2 separate regions of the Mus musculus genome follow, and region 2 is linked to region 1. Evidence: chromatin loops called from intact Hi-C (ENCODE). Cell type or tissue: heart. All regions are shown on one strand.

What was found. A loop is a pair of places that touch in the nucleus more often than their neighbours do. Peaks named below come from ENCODE experiments on the same cell type or tissue, not always from the same donor. Only the 100,000 strongest peaks of a DNase experiment are listed, where the experiment ranks them.
Region 2: a loop joins it to region 1, with 5 times the contacts of the local background. A loop is called at or near these places in 26 of 42 quality-filtered maps.

Annotation. Positions count from the first base shown.
Region 1 is chr17:80,451,409-80,459,408 of GRCm38, forward strand. It overlaps Sos1 (SOS Ras/Rac guanine nucleotide exchange factor 1), which reads right to left. Exons shown (of 22, transcript NM_009231.2): 3 at 3,644-3,775; 4 at 2,348-2,512; 5 at 573-782. Among named protein-coding and RNA genes, the nearest start is that of Sos1, 25 kb to the right of the region's middle. In heart, a CTCF peak has its summit at 4,373 (motif pointing right); no DNase peak of the experiment used is centred here.
Region 2 is chr17:80,550,541-80,558,540 of GRCm38, forward strand. Cdkl4 (cyclin-dependent kinase-like 4) reads right to left here. Exons shown (of 10, transcript NM_001360143.1): 3 at 5,767-5,888; 4 at 286-358. Among named protein-coding and RNA genes, the nearest start is that of Cdkl4, 23 kb to the right of the region's middle. In heart, CTCF peaks have their summits at 3,352 and 7,107 (motif pointing right); DNase peaks (open chromatin) are centred at 2,981 and 3,231; H3K4me3 peaks cover 1,265 bases; H3K27ac peaks cover 1,299 bases.

The DNA of each region.
Region 1 (8,000 bases):
AGTGCTCTGCCACTGGGCTGTGCTCTCAGCTGCTCTCCGTTTTATTTAATGCCCAGGAACTGCGATGCCTGGAGCTCCAGAGCTGGCACTGTTCTCATCACTGAACGTTCTTTAGGTCTAGCACGGTTAGCACGGGCACTGCCCTGCGGCTCATCTCTTGTGTTCCCAATAATTCCGCTGTTACTCTTGCATTACGACTCTTCGTCCTACATTTCCAGCTCCGCCCTGACGAGACAGGACTGTTGCTGACTCCTCTGAATGTGGTGTCCCACAATACGGCTGCTGTTGATAAGTATCACTTAAATGACTCAAATAAGTCACTGAATCAAAAATATCTCCCACCTACACAAGACGCTCTATCCCCTGAGATAAATTGATTATTATGTGATTTCATTTTCACTTACATAATTAGTCTATTTTAGATTTCTGTCTTTCAATTTCTGATGTTTAATCTCTTGAAACTGTGGCAGCACTTTATTTGTGATCAGGACAAATTAGAAATCATGAATTATATAACTTCAAATTTGAACTGAAAGTTAACAACACATGCAAAAATAACAAAATATACTTACATTAGATGAAAACAATTTGGAATTAGAGACAAAGGGCTCTCGAAAAACTTTTATAATTAGATTTAATTCTCTTATATACTGTCGAATTTCTGCCATGAATGCTTTTACCAAATCATAATAAGTTTGTTCTCCTGAGGTGGAAGGCTCTTCATCAGTTAAAGATAAGATATTTATATCTTCTACATCTTGATGAAACATATCCATCAATACCTATGTAGTCAGAGGTAAAATGAAAGTGTCAGTAATAATAGTGTAGTCTCCCTTGAAGGTTAATGCCCTAGGCATCCCCCCCACCCCCACAAGAGGACAAACATGCCCTGTGGGGGAGGGGGGGGGAGGAAGAGATGGCTTTAGAGAAGAGATGGCTCAGAGGTTAGGAACAATTAATGTTCTTCAGAGAACCTGAGCTTCATTCCTAGCACCTACAAGGTGGCTCACAATCTTAACTCCAGTTCTAGAGAATCAGTTAACCATGGCAACCAGGCATCAACATGGCGACAGGCATGTATGCAGGTTAAACACCTATACATACAAAAAGTTTCTTCAAAAAGTTTTCCACGGTTACTCTTGCTGAAACTCACCCTTCCCACTCTTGTGGCCCTGTACAGTGTCACTGCAGTATAGTTTACCTTATGCTACAACGTAAGTCACCTTTCAACAACTTTGAAGCATTGTTTTTTAAAAATTTTTTAAACTATAGGGATATGGTCTCATATAACTGAAGCTAGCCATAGGGTCACTATGTAGCCAAGACTGGCCTTGAATTTCTGATCCTTCTGCTTGCACACGCGCATCTCATTCTGTTTACCCAGGACCAGAAACCAAATCCAAGGCTTTATGCATCCTAGGCCACACTCTACCAGTTAGAAAGATCCCAGCCCCCTTTTAAACACATTTTTCTGTACCTCATTTCTGTATGAGCACATAATAGATACTAAAAAATATTTTACTTATATGATTCATTTTAAAAAGTAGCAAGCAAGAGGGTTAGACAGACAGGCGAGTGGTTAAGAACACACAAGTGTATCAGTTCCCAGAAGCCATGTCAGGCAATTCACAACTGCTTATAACTTCAGGGGTCTGGTACCTCTTCTGGTCTTCACAAACAACTGTGCTCATGTGCACAGAATGCCCCTCCCATGTGCCACAGTAATAAAAATAAATCTTTTAGCAGATGGGCTAGAGAGGTGGCTTGGCTGTTAAAAGCACTCACAGCTTGCCCAGAGCACCTGGGCTCAGTTTCCAGCACCATAAACCCTCTGTGCGCCCATTTCTAGGAGATCGAATACTTGTTCCGACTTCTCTGAATCCCTGCGCTGTACACACACACACACACACACATTTAAAACAAAGTAGCAAACACTTTGTATTCATTTTCAGTTGTAATCATAAATATCAAGTACTTTATCTCCATTTAAAAATATCACAACACTTTTAATTCTTCAGGCCAGATAATCTCTTTCACTTTATTCTGTTAGAATAAACACTAATACATACATAAGTAGAATCTATAACCAGAATGGCCAGAGTGTGAAGAAAGTGGAATAGAATCCCATCAGAAAATATCTTCTTTCCTAAAAAGCCACTTAAGTACCAGCCACCTCTATCTTATTTCCATACAGTAACAACCTGGATGTATGCTATGAGGTTACTGGAAATCTCTCCCCAAAACATAATGCAGTGCACAATTCTATTCTTTCTGAAGAGTATATTAGCATCCAATAAATCATAAGTAATAATTTATGAATACAACACAAAGAAGCTGATTCTCCTACCTTATCAGCACACATTGCCACTTTAATGTCTTGTTTTGTAATTTCATAATGCCGTATATTTCTTACATAATTCCCCACGAGCTTTAAAATATCTGCAGAAATGTATTCTAATACTGCTACTATGTAAACAGAAACCTGGTGGTCAATTTTATAACCGAGGACCTCCTGAAAAATTAAAAGGAAAGCACATTTAAACGTCATACACAGTAAAATCTAATCAATCAACTACAAAATTAAACAGTATCAACCCAGCTTAACTTTCACTGAAGCCCATCACTACCAATATTTAATAATTTAATTTTCACTAGTTCATTCATGAGAAACACACACACACACACACACACTATTATGTGTAGGACACACGTGCGTACACACAGAGGGAAGCAGAATCGTCTCTGGTTGTGTACAGTACTGGAGCAGTACACAGTAGTGTGTAAGTAAGTGGTTTAACCACAAAGTCTGAGCTTGGTGTGGGGAGCATATGGTATATTACCTGATGACACACTCTTGGCTTTCCATGAAAAACAAAATTAAAAACAAAACAAACACCCTCCATGCTATGTGCTACTAAGCATTTAAATGATCCTATTATTAGACTTCACAGAGAGTATGTGCGTCTGTGGAGCCACAAGTTCCCAAGGAAGATGAAGTCTTACAGGAGAGGAGAAAGCACAGGTCAGTCCGTCGGGCGTAGCAATGCCAGCCTTTAATGCCAGCACTCAGGCCAAGGCCAGCCTGGGCAATAATGTAAGACCTTGTCTCAAAGGGAAAAAACAGAAACTTGTACTAAGGTTTTAAATATTACAATAAGGTATTTGTGTGTGTGTGAGGAAGAGAGTTATTTTGTTTGTCATGGTAAATAAACCAAACTAGCACTCTTAGGATTCTTGGCATTTTTCTAGTTCTGGGTACACTAAAGTGGTTAACTTATTTAAGCAGGACCAGCTTGTTTGTCCCACAAAAACACAGACCCTCACTGCAGTCTCACAGATAGCCCTACACAAAATGCTAACAGACTTTAAAGCTTTATGGGATATTTAGCTCTGACCAGAAAGAGAGAAATATCTACAATTATATTTTCTAGCAACCCTGGAGTAAATAAAATCTATAATATAACTTTTCCAGGTGTCTTTGATTTACTACTACTGGTTTGAAGTGACATGAAACCACGTTGTCCAACCTTTACTCACTACCACAGCACCCCCTTACCTCAACATGAATCCCTGGAAAATGTAAAAGGATTTTACCATTCAGTTATTTTGCTTTTCATAGGTCATGTGGCTTATTTCAGCTTACCCTTAATAAATGATGAATTCTTTCTGCTGGCAGCGATAAAGGATTTCGTCTCTTCCTCTTTTCAATGGCTGATTGGGCATCAGCTATTGCCCACTTATCAATTGGATGAGGAAAACTCTTTTGAACACGTTCCTTAGAAAAGAGGGAATAATAACTAAGCAACAAGCAAATACAGCTCAGCACTTAAAGCTTACTGTGAAATAAAGAGTATGCGCGAGCTTTTCACGTAATTTACACTGCAAACAAAAGTCTGTGATTGTCACTGTGTTAGTTTCTTAGTTAGGTCACTAAGGGACTAAGGACAGTTTTTATTAACAGGTAAATCATATCCTGCACCCACCTTCATTAACACTAATGGCAAGACTGGTAAGTCACCTTAAACATCATTCACAGTTTCATGGAAGGAGACTTGCAAATATCAACTCCAATAAATTCTTATTTATTTCATCCTTACTTTAACCCCAGTTATAAATACAAGTAGCATTCATGTGAGAGTCCGTATCATCCAGGTCACGAGCCTCAGTGGCCTGCACTGCTAACCCGTGCTTTAACATGGTGGACCTACCATGAACGAACAGGCCCATCTTTAGCAGACTATTTCAATTCTAACATCTAGAAGTTATTCAGTTAAAGAACGAGCCATTATAATAGCTAAATTCCCTACTTTAATGTAATTCACTATTAGCTCCCTTCAGGTGTTTAAAATCCACTTGCACATACCTCAGCTAGAGCCAGTAGAGGTCGCTATTACAAAACCTTGAACAAATTTTCAGTATTCAACTTGTATGTAGGATAAAATGAAGTGAACATTGCCCCTTGAATGCAAACCTGAATGAAAGTTCAATCAGTAAATACACTGCCTTGGGTACTCTAGAGCTGGGTGTGAGGGAGGCATAGGTGCATTTAGCACATCCTAGGAGCAGATCTATAGGCACTTATCTAATCCTCTCTTCATTTTATGTTCAAGGCTGTCCAGATACCAATATTTAAAATGTCATGTTTTAATTAATTAGAAGTCAAAAGAATTCTTGTAGTTAAAAATTACAGCAGCAGCTGGGCAGTGGTGGTGCACGGCAGTGGGGCGCCTTTAATCCCAGCACTGGGGAGGCAGAAGCAGGCAGTTCTCTTGAGTTCAAGGCCAGCTTCGTCTACAGAGTGAGTTCCAGGACAGCTGGGGCTACAGAGAAACCCTGTCTTAAAGAACAAAACAACAACAAAGAAACAAACAAACATAGAATAAAGTAGCAAATCTTTATCCTGTATGATAAGGGTGATAAAAGGGTCTAAAATGGTGGCAGCGCAAACAGTTGGGAAGGTAGGGGAAGATACAAAAGAACATCCAGAACACAAGCCCTTGTGCCCTCCCCTCCCCTCCCCTCCCCTCCCCTCCCCTCCCCTCCCCTCCCCTCCCCTCCCCTCCCCTCCCCTCCCCTCCGCTTCCCACGGTCTGGCTTTGGGTTGCACCCAGGGCCCTCTGCATCCCAGGTAAGAGCTCTATCCTGGAGTTGCAGCTTTCTCCAGCCTGTGAGTCCTAACACTCTGAAACCTCAACTCACAGTACACGAAAGTAGACACAGTACATGATAGTAGACGGGAGGATTATCTGAGGGAAGAAAAGCCAGCAAAAAGGAGAAATGAGGGATAGAATGCGTAAGAACTAGGTATAAATGACATTCACCTGTGTCTGGGAGCTGCCCATCCTGCCTGGCCGTGACATAGCTCAGCTCGGAGCATGCGCTTGCTGCACAACCCTGAGGACTTGTGTCCGTCACTTATCTCAGAAATCCACAGGCCGGGAAGAACAGACTCCAGAAGATGTCCTCCGACTTCTACGCACACTGCACGCACGCTTACACTCACATCCCTCCCTCCCTACCTGTCTCTCTGTCTCTCTGTCTCTCTGTCTGTCTGTCTGTCTGTCTGTCTGTCTCACACACACACACACACACAATATTAAAAAAAACACACACTACTTTGTATGTGAACGTAAAAAAATAAATTAAGGAGAGGAGGGGAGGGGAGGGGAGAGGGAGAGGGAGAGAGGGAGAGAGGGAGAGAGGGAGAGAGGGAGAGAGGGAGAGAGGGAGAGAATGCAGTAAAAAATACTACATTTCCATTCTGGTGCAGACAGCCCAGCAAGTTAGGGCACTGGCAGCCCTGCCTGACGACCAAGCTTGATGCCCAGAACCCACACGCCGATCCCTTTGTGCATTCACATACAAATACATACAGTAGTTAGATAATAACTTTTCAATAGTTTATATTATACACTTATAAAGAAACTGAGCTGTAAGAGGGCTTCCTAAATAAACCTCGCCCTTATTTTATGAAGCACACTAGTATTTTCTAGTCTACTTCTTTTTGTATGATCAATGCACTAAAGTGATTTTATGGCCCAGAGAGCCATCTCTCCAGCCCTGGAAAATTGATTTTTTTTCTTGGATCTTCATTTATGTCAATACTGTTCTGAGGGTCAATTTTCAAATATGCAAGCAAAGAGAAAGATATTCCCATACCCCCATAGAACTGTTGTAAGATACAGAATTTTATAAAACAGCACTTTGAAATTATTAAATTTCAGTGGTTAAAACCAAGTAATGTTCTTCCAAAAGACCTAAGTTAGATTCCCAGAACTGATGTCAGGTGGCTCACAACTGCCTATAACTTCAGATTTTCATGGCTAGGTTTTTGTCAATTTGACAAACTAGACTCATCAGATATGAGGAAACTTCGATTGAGAAAATGCCTCCATAAGACTGGGCTGTAGGCAAGCCTGCAAGGCATTTTCTTAATTAGTAATTAATTGATGGGGGAGGGCCCAGGTCATTTTGGGTGGTGCCACCCCTGGGCTGGTGGTTCTGGGTTCTATAAGCAAGCAGGTAGAAGCCGCCATGGGGAACAAGCCAAAAAGCAGCACCCGTCCACAGCCTTTGTTGCATCAGCCCCTGCCTCCAGATTCCTCCCCTATCTGGGTTCCTGTCCTCACTTCCTTCCATGATGCACGTCAATGCTATTATGTAGGGTAAGCCAAATAAACCCTTTTCTCCCCAACTTGCTTTTTGGTCATGGTGTTTCACTGCAGCAGTAGAAATCCTAACCAAGACAGGCATCCAACTCCTTTGGCCTCTGTGGGTGCCTGCGCTCATGTAAATACTTACACACAGATGTGTACAGATGATAAAACTGTATGCAATGCCAATAGATATGTTAAAAAGAAATAATAAAGCTGATTACATACGTGACTGGTACTTCTATTAGTCATATTCTTACATGTTCTCACCAAAACTATCCCCAGCACCAAAACCTCCACATGAGAATTTCATATGGTTTTCTGTTCCTTGTTTTTATTAAAGATGAAATTAAACAAGCATAGTTATGTAAATATATATATAGGAATATCTGATTTATGTTTGCAATGTCAGTAGATTAGCAAATTTCTAAAATGTACCAACATCAATATAATAAACAAGGTGAGATTTGTGAGCCTTTCTTGTAAGTCTGGATTCTGCCAAACCATGGAAGATTATAGCTAGGATCAAAGAAAACCCAAGTGAAATTGCTAATGTGATAGAGTCATGCAAGCCATACTATTCAAGATCTCTGTGAAACAACAACATAAACACATATTTAAAAGAAATTATGAATTAAAAGTCTGACTTTACAGAAGAAACCAATCAGGCCTGGTAGGAAACTCGTGAAATCCCAGCAATTGGGAGATGGAGGCAGGCAGAGCAAGTGTCACTCTTGACTATACAGCAGCAAGTTGAATTCAAGGCCAGATTGGGCTATATGTCATCCTGTCTCAAAAACAACAACAAAACCAAACCACCACAAAGAATCTACTGTAAATGAGTTGAGAGATGAGAATTACCCAGGATACAGTATTTTCTAAACCTGACTAAACGTGTTACTTGGTGTTTGTTTTCTCTCTTTCCCTCCTCCCTCCTCCTCTTCCTCTTCTTCTTCCCCTCCTTCCGTCCATCACCCCCTCTGTAACCCTGAGGATGGGGTAAGGCTTCGTGAAATGTAGTCAATAAGCTATACAGACCCCTTACATCAATGCTCCACACTCACATGTCAGGTCCCACGCCTTCCCACCCAACTGAAGTCCTGGGACTTGAAGGAGCTAAAGGTAAAAATAAAGTACTCTTTGAACTCTTTTGTTTTGCTTTTTCAGATAGGGTCTCACATAGCCCAGGCTAGCCTTGAACTCCCTGTGTAGTTTAAATTGATCTGGAAACCTAATCCTCTTGCCCCTGCCTCCTAAGTGCTATTATTAAAGGTTTGTACCACAATACTGGTGATTGGCATCTTAACTCTTTAAATGCCGTCCATACCTTGGGAACCTTCAGCTCTA
Region 2 (8,000 bases), 99 kb after region 1:
GCTATAATATGTAAATATTATATATTAGATTATAAATAATATTTTAACCCAATTTAAACAATTCTAGGAATCAATTCTGTGGTGGAGGAAAACATTAAGTCCACACAATTTTGAATTCACAAGCTATCATAACTTGGTTCTCATGGAACTGGGAGACGAGCCATAAGTGATGGAACTTCGCTCCTTCCATGGTTCTTGCTTTGATCTTAGGCCTCGGGGTCTTTCCTTCTCTCCAACAGAAGCATCGGTACAGAGAACTTCCTAGCATTAGAAAATATTACTTACATTGTGCTTGTGACAGAAGTTAAGGGCTTGAAGGGTTTGCCATAGCACACTTTTAATCACTCCATCAGAAACTCTGGAGAGAAAGATCAAAAATAGAAATGAAAACTCCTGGGATGGGGGTCCCGGGAGCAAGGGCTGGGAATGGGGCAGGGGCAGGAGGGGCAACAGAGGCACAGGGTCAGGGAGTGGGGCGCCAGAATCGCTTTTGAAATGGTCTGTGTGGTTGTTCTGCCTGCTTGCGCGCTTGTGCACCACATACATGCCTGGTGGGAAACAGCGTAGCTTGCGCTGTGTTACTGTGTAGAGGCCATACAGCCTGCACTGGGAGAGAGAGGTCGACACCCAAGGAGGAGCCCAGAGAGAATAAAAGTCCCGTGGGAACGCGAGGCTATGAGCTAGCCCCTGGCAGAACCAGCCTTCCAGGTGCGGAGTACTGACAAGTTACTTTGGCTGGTTATTATTTACCGGGGAACTGGCGAGCGGATCCTCCTGCCTCTACCTCCTAAGTTGAAGGTTATTCTCAGTTACATAGCAAGACTGAGGTTCGCCTAAGCTACATGAGACTGCCTCAAGTTAAATCGATATTCATGTGATTACTGGGTGCTACACTTCCTCCTGAGTGTATTTCCGTTTCACGTCTTTTCTCCCGTTTCCTTATTCATTTTTTATGGGGTGTGTATGCGTGGCTTTGCGTGTGTGTGTGTGTGTGTGTGTGTACACAAGTGTGTGCGTATAAGTGTGTACATACATAAGGTGGTTCAAGGTTAGTGCCAGGAATCATCTTTGGTTGTTTTTACCATGAGACAGTCTGTCTATCAAACCAAGGTTCTTTGATACGGCTAGTCTTGCTAGCCAGCTTGCTCGGGGGATCCCATCTCTGCCTTTTAATGCTGGAATTACAGGTGGGTTGTGGTAATTACACGGGTTTCTAGTGATTCAAACCCTGATCCACATGCTCCTATGTCAAGTGTTTAACTGCTAAGTCGTTTTCCCAGCCCTTCTCTATCCATTATCATTTCTGGATGTTTTCTTTCTTTCTTTCTTTCTTTCTTTCTTTCTTTCTTTCTTTCTTTTTCTTTCTTCTCTCTCCTTCCTTCCTTCCCTTCTTTTTCTTCTCATTTGCAGCTTTTTTTTAAAAAAAAGATTTATTTATTTATTATATGTAAGTACACTGTAGCTGTCTTCAGACACACCAGAAGAGGGCGTCAGATCTCGTTATGGATAGTTGTGAGCCACCATGTGGTTGCTGGGATTTGAACTATGGACCTTAGGAAGAGCAGTCGGGTGCTCTTACCCACTGAGCCATCTCACCAGCCCCCTTTTTTGTTTTTATAATTATTTTTCTTATACAATTTCACATATATGTATACACACACATCTGTATGCACACACATCAAATCATTTAGATAACATGTTCCTAATTATCCTCAACTTCCCCCCCCCCACACACACACACTTAGACTTTTTTCTTTGTGGCTACTGTGTTTAATCAGGTGGCTAGTGCTGGTCTCTACTGTCTTAGCAGTTGCCTGCTCAGTCCTGCTCTGTTACAGACCCTGCAGATCTTTTCAGTTCTGCTGATGTACATGGGACTGTTGTTTTCGGAAACTAGAGACCCAAAGGTTTAATTTGTATATTTAAATTTTAAATGGATAGTTTAGTCATGGAGACAACTTGAGAGAGTGAGCCTTCTGCTTCCATCCTGTGGATCCCTGGACTTGAACTCACATCATCAGTTATGGCTCCAGGACCTAGGTGCTGGCATGGGAGGCTGCTCTATTCAGAAAAATGGATGTATGTGTGTGTGGGGAGGAGCGGGGGAGGGGGGGAAGGGGCACGGGGGATTTCTCTCAGAGCAGTTCCTCATCTTAGGGCCTGATTATGTAGCATTGCCCTTGACAGTTAGGTACACGGTGGCACCCTTTACCTCCACTCCTAATTGTGAATATTACGAGAGACCTAATTCTTAGCACAAATTCTTTTCTGTATGAAATATCCATTCCTGTTTCCCGAACTGCATTTTGTTATGATTTTGTCCATGTCCACCCTTTCCTAGTCAAACCTGCAGTGACAGCTTTTCTCTTTTATAAAGTGGAAGGGTGACCATAGCCACCCTGGGCACTAAGAGGCAGAATATTCAACTTCAGACCCCACTATGCTACTTTCCACTTTTATAACCTCAGAGAGTTGTGGAAGCTTCCATTTTCTCCTGTGTGAAAATGGAAAAACACCCTAAATTCACTGAGAAAGCTACCACCCAAACACTTCCGCCTAACCTCCACTTGTGTTCAAGAGATGAAGGTCTGAGGTCAGATGAAGCCAGTAGACATGACCACATCCCAGGCACAGTGACCAGAGGTCCCAAAGGTAGAAGATGCTCTGGGTTGACAAAGAACCAGGAGTGTGGGGAATTTAGGCAGAAACAAGGTAGAGTCCCACAGAACCTTCCAGAACCTGGACCCGGCTCTAAAGCCAAAGCCCTCGAAAGAATCAAGCAAGAAGTGATACAGTGCTAGGAGGTAAATGTGGAGAAATGGACTAGGAAGCCAATCGATTGAGCAACAATCGATTGAGCAACCCAGACAACAGAGCCGGCGAGAGTAGTGGGGGGAGGGGTGGCTTCCACCTTCAGGGAACAGGCGCCAGCACTAGGCTACTATATCAACAGACATAGGATTCTGGATAGGTACTCGGAGACTCCAGGTGAGGAGACCTAGGAAACAAGGCAGGTATGAGGGGTCAGAAATGTTTCAGAACCCTGACTGCTAACGTTGTTAACGAGAAACCAAGCAGAGCTAGTTCAATGGGAGTATCGGTCGTCAATAGGATACGCAAAGCTTTCTTACTGGGGCGGCATGGTTCTGCTCACTTGGCTCAGATGCCCAGGAGGCAGGGTCCACTGCTGGGAGGATGATATGCGTTAGGGATGAATCACATTGATCTTACAGAGGAGATGGAACTGTAGTGACCGTAGATAGACACGCCACGTCCAGACCGGAGAGAGAGCACGCCAATGCTGTTCTGCCGCAGGCAGCAGTTTTCAAAGCATTATAGAGTGAAATAGCGCCCTCTGTAGAAATCGGTGGATACGTGGTGTTTAGGTATTATCCTTCGGGAGAGTGTAGAGACAAATACTAAAAGCAACAGCGAAAAGCTTGAAGCTAAAATCCAGGTGTCTCGAGCTACCCAGCTCAGAAACTGCTATTTTAGTCACCTGAAGATGACTCTGACCTTACAAATTCGCGCGCGCGTGTGTGTATGTGTGTGTGTGCTCGCGTGCACGTGTGCAAGAGAGAGAGAGGGGGAGAGGGAGAGGGAGAGGGAGAGGGAGAGAGAGAGAGAGAGAGGGAGAGGGAGAGGGGGAGAGAGAGATGCATGTATAGGTATTTGGGTATGTGCATACGTGTGTGTGCTGTGTGTTTGTGCGTGCATGTGTGTGTGTGAAAGAGATGCATGTATAGGTATTTCTGTATGTGCATACATGTGTGTACGTGTGTGTTGAATTCCAGAGGTTGGTTTCTTGGGATCTTCTTCTATCCACCTAATTATTACTTTTAATGATTTATTTTATTTTCAATATTTTCTATTTCAATTTTAACAAAATAACTTTAATTTTTCAGGTGTGCATGTGTGTATGTGTGTGTGTGTGTGTAAATTCAAGTGTACCCTTGGAGGCTAGAGGTGTCAAATTCCCTGGAACTGTTGTCATAGTCAGTGATGAACCACCTGTCGTGAATACCTGGGAATCCAACTCAGATCTGGAAGAGCTGTACGTGTTCTAAATAGCGGAATCATCTCTCCAAACCTATTGTTATTGTGAGACAGGGTTTCTCATTAGACCGGGAACTCCCTGGTTTAGCTACAGTAGCTAAAGTGCCAGCTTCCGGGATCTGCTGACTACTTTCCCAGCACTGAGGTTAAGGGCGTGCGCTTTCCACGGGGTTAAAGGAAAGAAAATAAACTGCCAAAAGGAGGTAGGGATGGACTTGTCGAGGGACAGCCATGTCTCAGCTCAGCAGTTGTTTACTACTGGAAAATCAGGTCACTCCCAATCTTCTCTGCTCTAAATATCTTTCAGAATATGTATAATTTTGCCCTTATGGGAAAAATACCTTGCTGTATATCTTTTCTAAGTGGAGTTTTGCGTTTAAGTGTGACAACAGCTTTCTAAATGTTCATACTCACTGCCAAATGATCTACCTAGTTACACCCTGTCTAGGTGGAGAGGCCTGCATACCTATTTTGTTTGTGGTGGCTTCAGATGGAACCCCTGTGCCTTGCACACGCCAGGCAACCTCTGTACCACTGAGCTACACCCCTAACCCTTTCGAATATATTTGAGACCGGGTCTTGACTAAGTTGCTCAGGTTAATCGCCAACTTGCAATCATCCCGTCTCAGCCTCTGGTATACCACAGCACTCATCTTACACTATTTGAAAAATTATTAATGGTGATAATAGTTTATTGAAATTCTTTTTCAGTTTTAGTCATGGCTTTATTTTTTAAAGAAAGCAATTGCCAAAACTTCTGTATTTAAACCCTGTTTTTTCCTTCCTTCTTTAAGAAATTTCTTGGCTCTCACTTTTCAAGTTTAAAAAATATCCGATTTGTGCTCTAGTTAGAATTCTGTGCTACAAAAAAAAAACCCGATGAGACAACATGTTTATACTCTCATAGTAGGTATTTCCATCTAGAAACATGCTCATTTCAATAAAATCTTTTAATCATTTCAGTCAGATATGTAGTTGCGTTCTTTAAAAAGACTTACTTATTTATTTTATACGAGTACACTGTCACTGTCCTCATGCACACCAGAAGAGGGCATCAGATCCCATCACAGATGGTTGTGAGCCACCATGTGGTTGCTGGGACTGGAACTCAGGACCTCTGGAAGAGCAGTCAGTGCTCTTAACTGCTGAGCCATCTCTTCAGCCCCTGTAGTTGTCTCTTTTAAAGAGTTATTTATTATTTATTGTGTCTGACTGTTCACCTACATGTATGTCTGCAACGTATGCAGGAAGGCCAGCAAAGGGCACCAGATCCCCCGGAACCGGAGTGACAGATGGCTGTGAGCCACCACATGGGTGCTGGGAACCGAACCTGGGGCCTCTGCAAGAGCAGGACTTGCTGTTCTTGACCAGAGAGCTGCCGCTCCAGCCCCAGTGGGTGCTCTTACGTGTTGACTTGCTGGTGGGCCATATGATTGGATTTCCTCGCACTGAATTATGGTCGCTCCTTGAGGTCAGACCACCCTGTGTATGCTTTCCCACCAAGCTACACTGGGGTTTATACTGGCTTCCTGTTTCTTCTGCTTACACTTTAGGTTAAAAGCCATTACCCTTTGAGCACATCCTACGTGAAGCTGGGGGTTGGTAGCGGGGGTTGGGGTGGGGCTGGGAGGCTGGGGCTGGGATCCTTTTGGGGCTACACACAGAATGAAAGAGAACTGGCCAAAGAACTCCAGGTTCTGGATCACTTACCCGTTTGGGTTTCTCTCCAGCTCGTTTAACAGTGTGTGATCACAGTACTCAAAAACTAGATGCATCTTTCTCTTTCTTCTGAACACCTCGATGAGGTTCACGAGGTTTGGGTGTTTCAACTGCTGCAGAAGAAGTGAAGTGCACAGGTTAGTGATGCGGTTCCGTTCACAGCTGTCCCAGATATGCTCTGATGCTAGGAGGACACGCCCCTTTATCATTCTAGCTCCTGGGCAGAAGGGTTTTTTTTTTTCTTTTATTGTGTGTTGGCGTATGTGCATATGTGCGAGGGTGCACATATGTGTGTGTGTGCATGTGTGTATGGAGCCTAGAGGTTGACATCAGGTGTTCCTTTTTTTTTTTTTTCTTTTTCTGAGACAGGGTTTCTCTGTGTAGCCCTGGCTGTCCTGGAACTCACTCTGTAGACCAGGCTGGCCTCGAACTCAGAAATCCGCCTGCCTCTGCCTCCCGAGTGCTGGGATTAAAGGCGTGCGCTACCATGCCCGGCTAATCAGGTGTTCTTAATTGCTCTCCCCTTTAACATTTTATTACTAATTAATTAATATATGTGTGTCTGAGTGCATGGGCATATGCACACTCATGGATGTGCAATGTCACCTGTGTGAGGGTCAGATGACAACTTGCGGGGACTGGTTCCTTCTATCACTTAAGTCCCGGGCATTGAACTCAGATTGTCAGATTTGGCTGCAAGCATCTACCTGCTGAGCAATCTTGTCTCTGCTCTCCCTTTAATCTTTGAGACAAGGTCTCTCACTGACATGTGGCTCCTACCAACTCAGTGAGATGGGCGGGGTCCAGCAAGTCCTAGGAATCCTCCTGCCTCTGCCTTCCAGACCAGGGGTTGCAGACACATGCCATTTAGCACAGTGTTTGACATAGGTGCTGAGGATCTGAACTGGGGCCCCTGAGGTTTGTACAGCAGGGGCTTTTACTGGCTGAGCGGTTTCTCCATTCTCTCATACAGAATTTTGTTATGGTGTTTAAGATCAATTGCTCGTTCTTCGAGCCATCAGCTTCAATGTGGAATGAATTGAAGATCTGTAACAAGTAAGTAGTGATAGTAGCTAAACTGTTTAAATCCCCCTGGTGAGGGCCAAGTGTAAGCAACGTGTTCATGTGTAGGCACCGTGCAGTGTACAAGAACTAGGAACACACAATGTATAACGTAAATGAAGGACTGAGTCATTATGCAAAAGGCTATAAAATGATCAGTGTTTACATACTTTACACATTATCATGGCCAAAAAAAAAAAAACAGGCTTATTTTATTTTTAATTGTATGTTGTATGTGCATGTGCACACACATGTGAGTGCCCGCAGTGTCCAGAAGAGGGCACCAGATCCCCTGGAGCTAGAGTTAGAGGAGTTGTGGGCCACCCTGTCTGGGTGCTGGGGAGCAAAGGGTGGTCTGCAAGAGCAGCGTGAGTTCTTAAGCTGAGCCCATCTCCCCAGTCCCCTTACCATCGACTTATGTCAGTGGTGGCTTGGACTGGAGTGCAGTCTGGTTTCTAGTGTCCGCTCTCAGCCCCTAAGTTTCTGTTGCACCTCTTATCTTAGGACTCTCCCAGGCTCATGCATTTAGATATGCTTTTCACTGGGCTCTGTCCTCTGGTTGAGGCTGCTGCTTGCTCTGATGTACGGAGGTTTTATTTGTGGCTTCTATTGACATGTGGAAATGGTTCAGAAAGCAGTCTTTTATATTTTCTTCTTTCTTTTTCGTTTTTCTGTGCAATATAATATTATATCCATATATATATTTTAAATGTTTTATATGAATAAATGTTTTGCATGTATGTATGTATGTATGTATGTATGTATGTGCCTGGTGCCCAGAGAGGTCAGAAGGCATCAGATCACCTGGAATTAGACTTTAGATAGTTGTGGAACTAAACCCAGGTCCTCTCTTAGCTGCTGAGCCATTTCCCCAGCCCCTTGTTCAATATTGTAAACCAAAAGTAAAATGCTAATGAAGTTTGATAACCTATCCCCTGGGTTACTAAAAAATCTTAGTGTAGAAGTCAGTGTAACAGGCAGAAACCAGAACAGCTGTAGTCAAGCTAGCTAACATGGCTACTCTGCCTCTGCCGAGAGAGACCAGATAGTTTAGGGTTCACAGTAGCTCACCTCTGAGAGTGGTGGGGTATTAGCTACATGGGAAGCTAGGGCAAAAACCAGGACATATGACCTCACCTGTTTGTAACTCCTTTCCCTTGTAT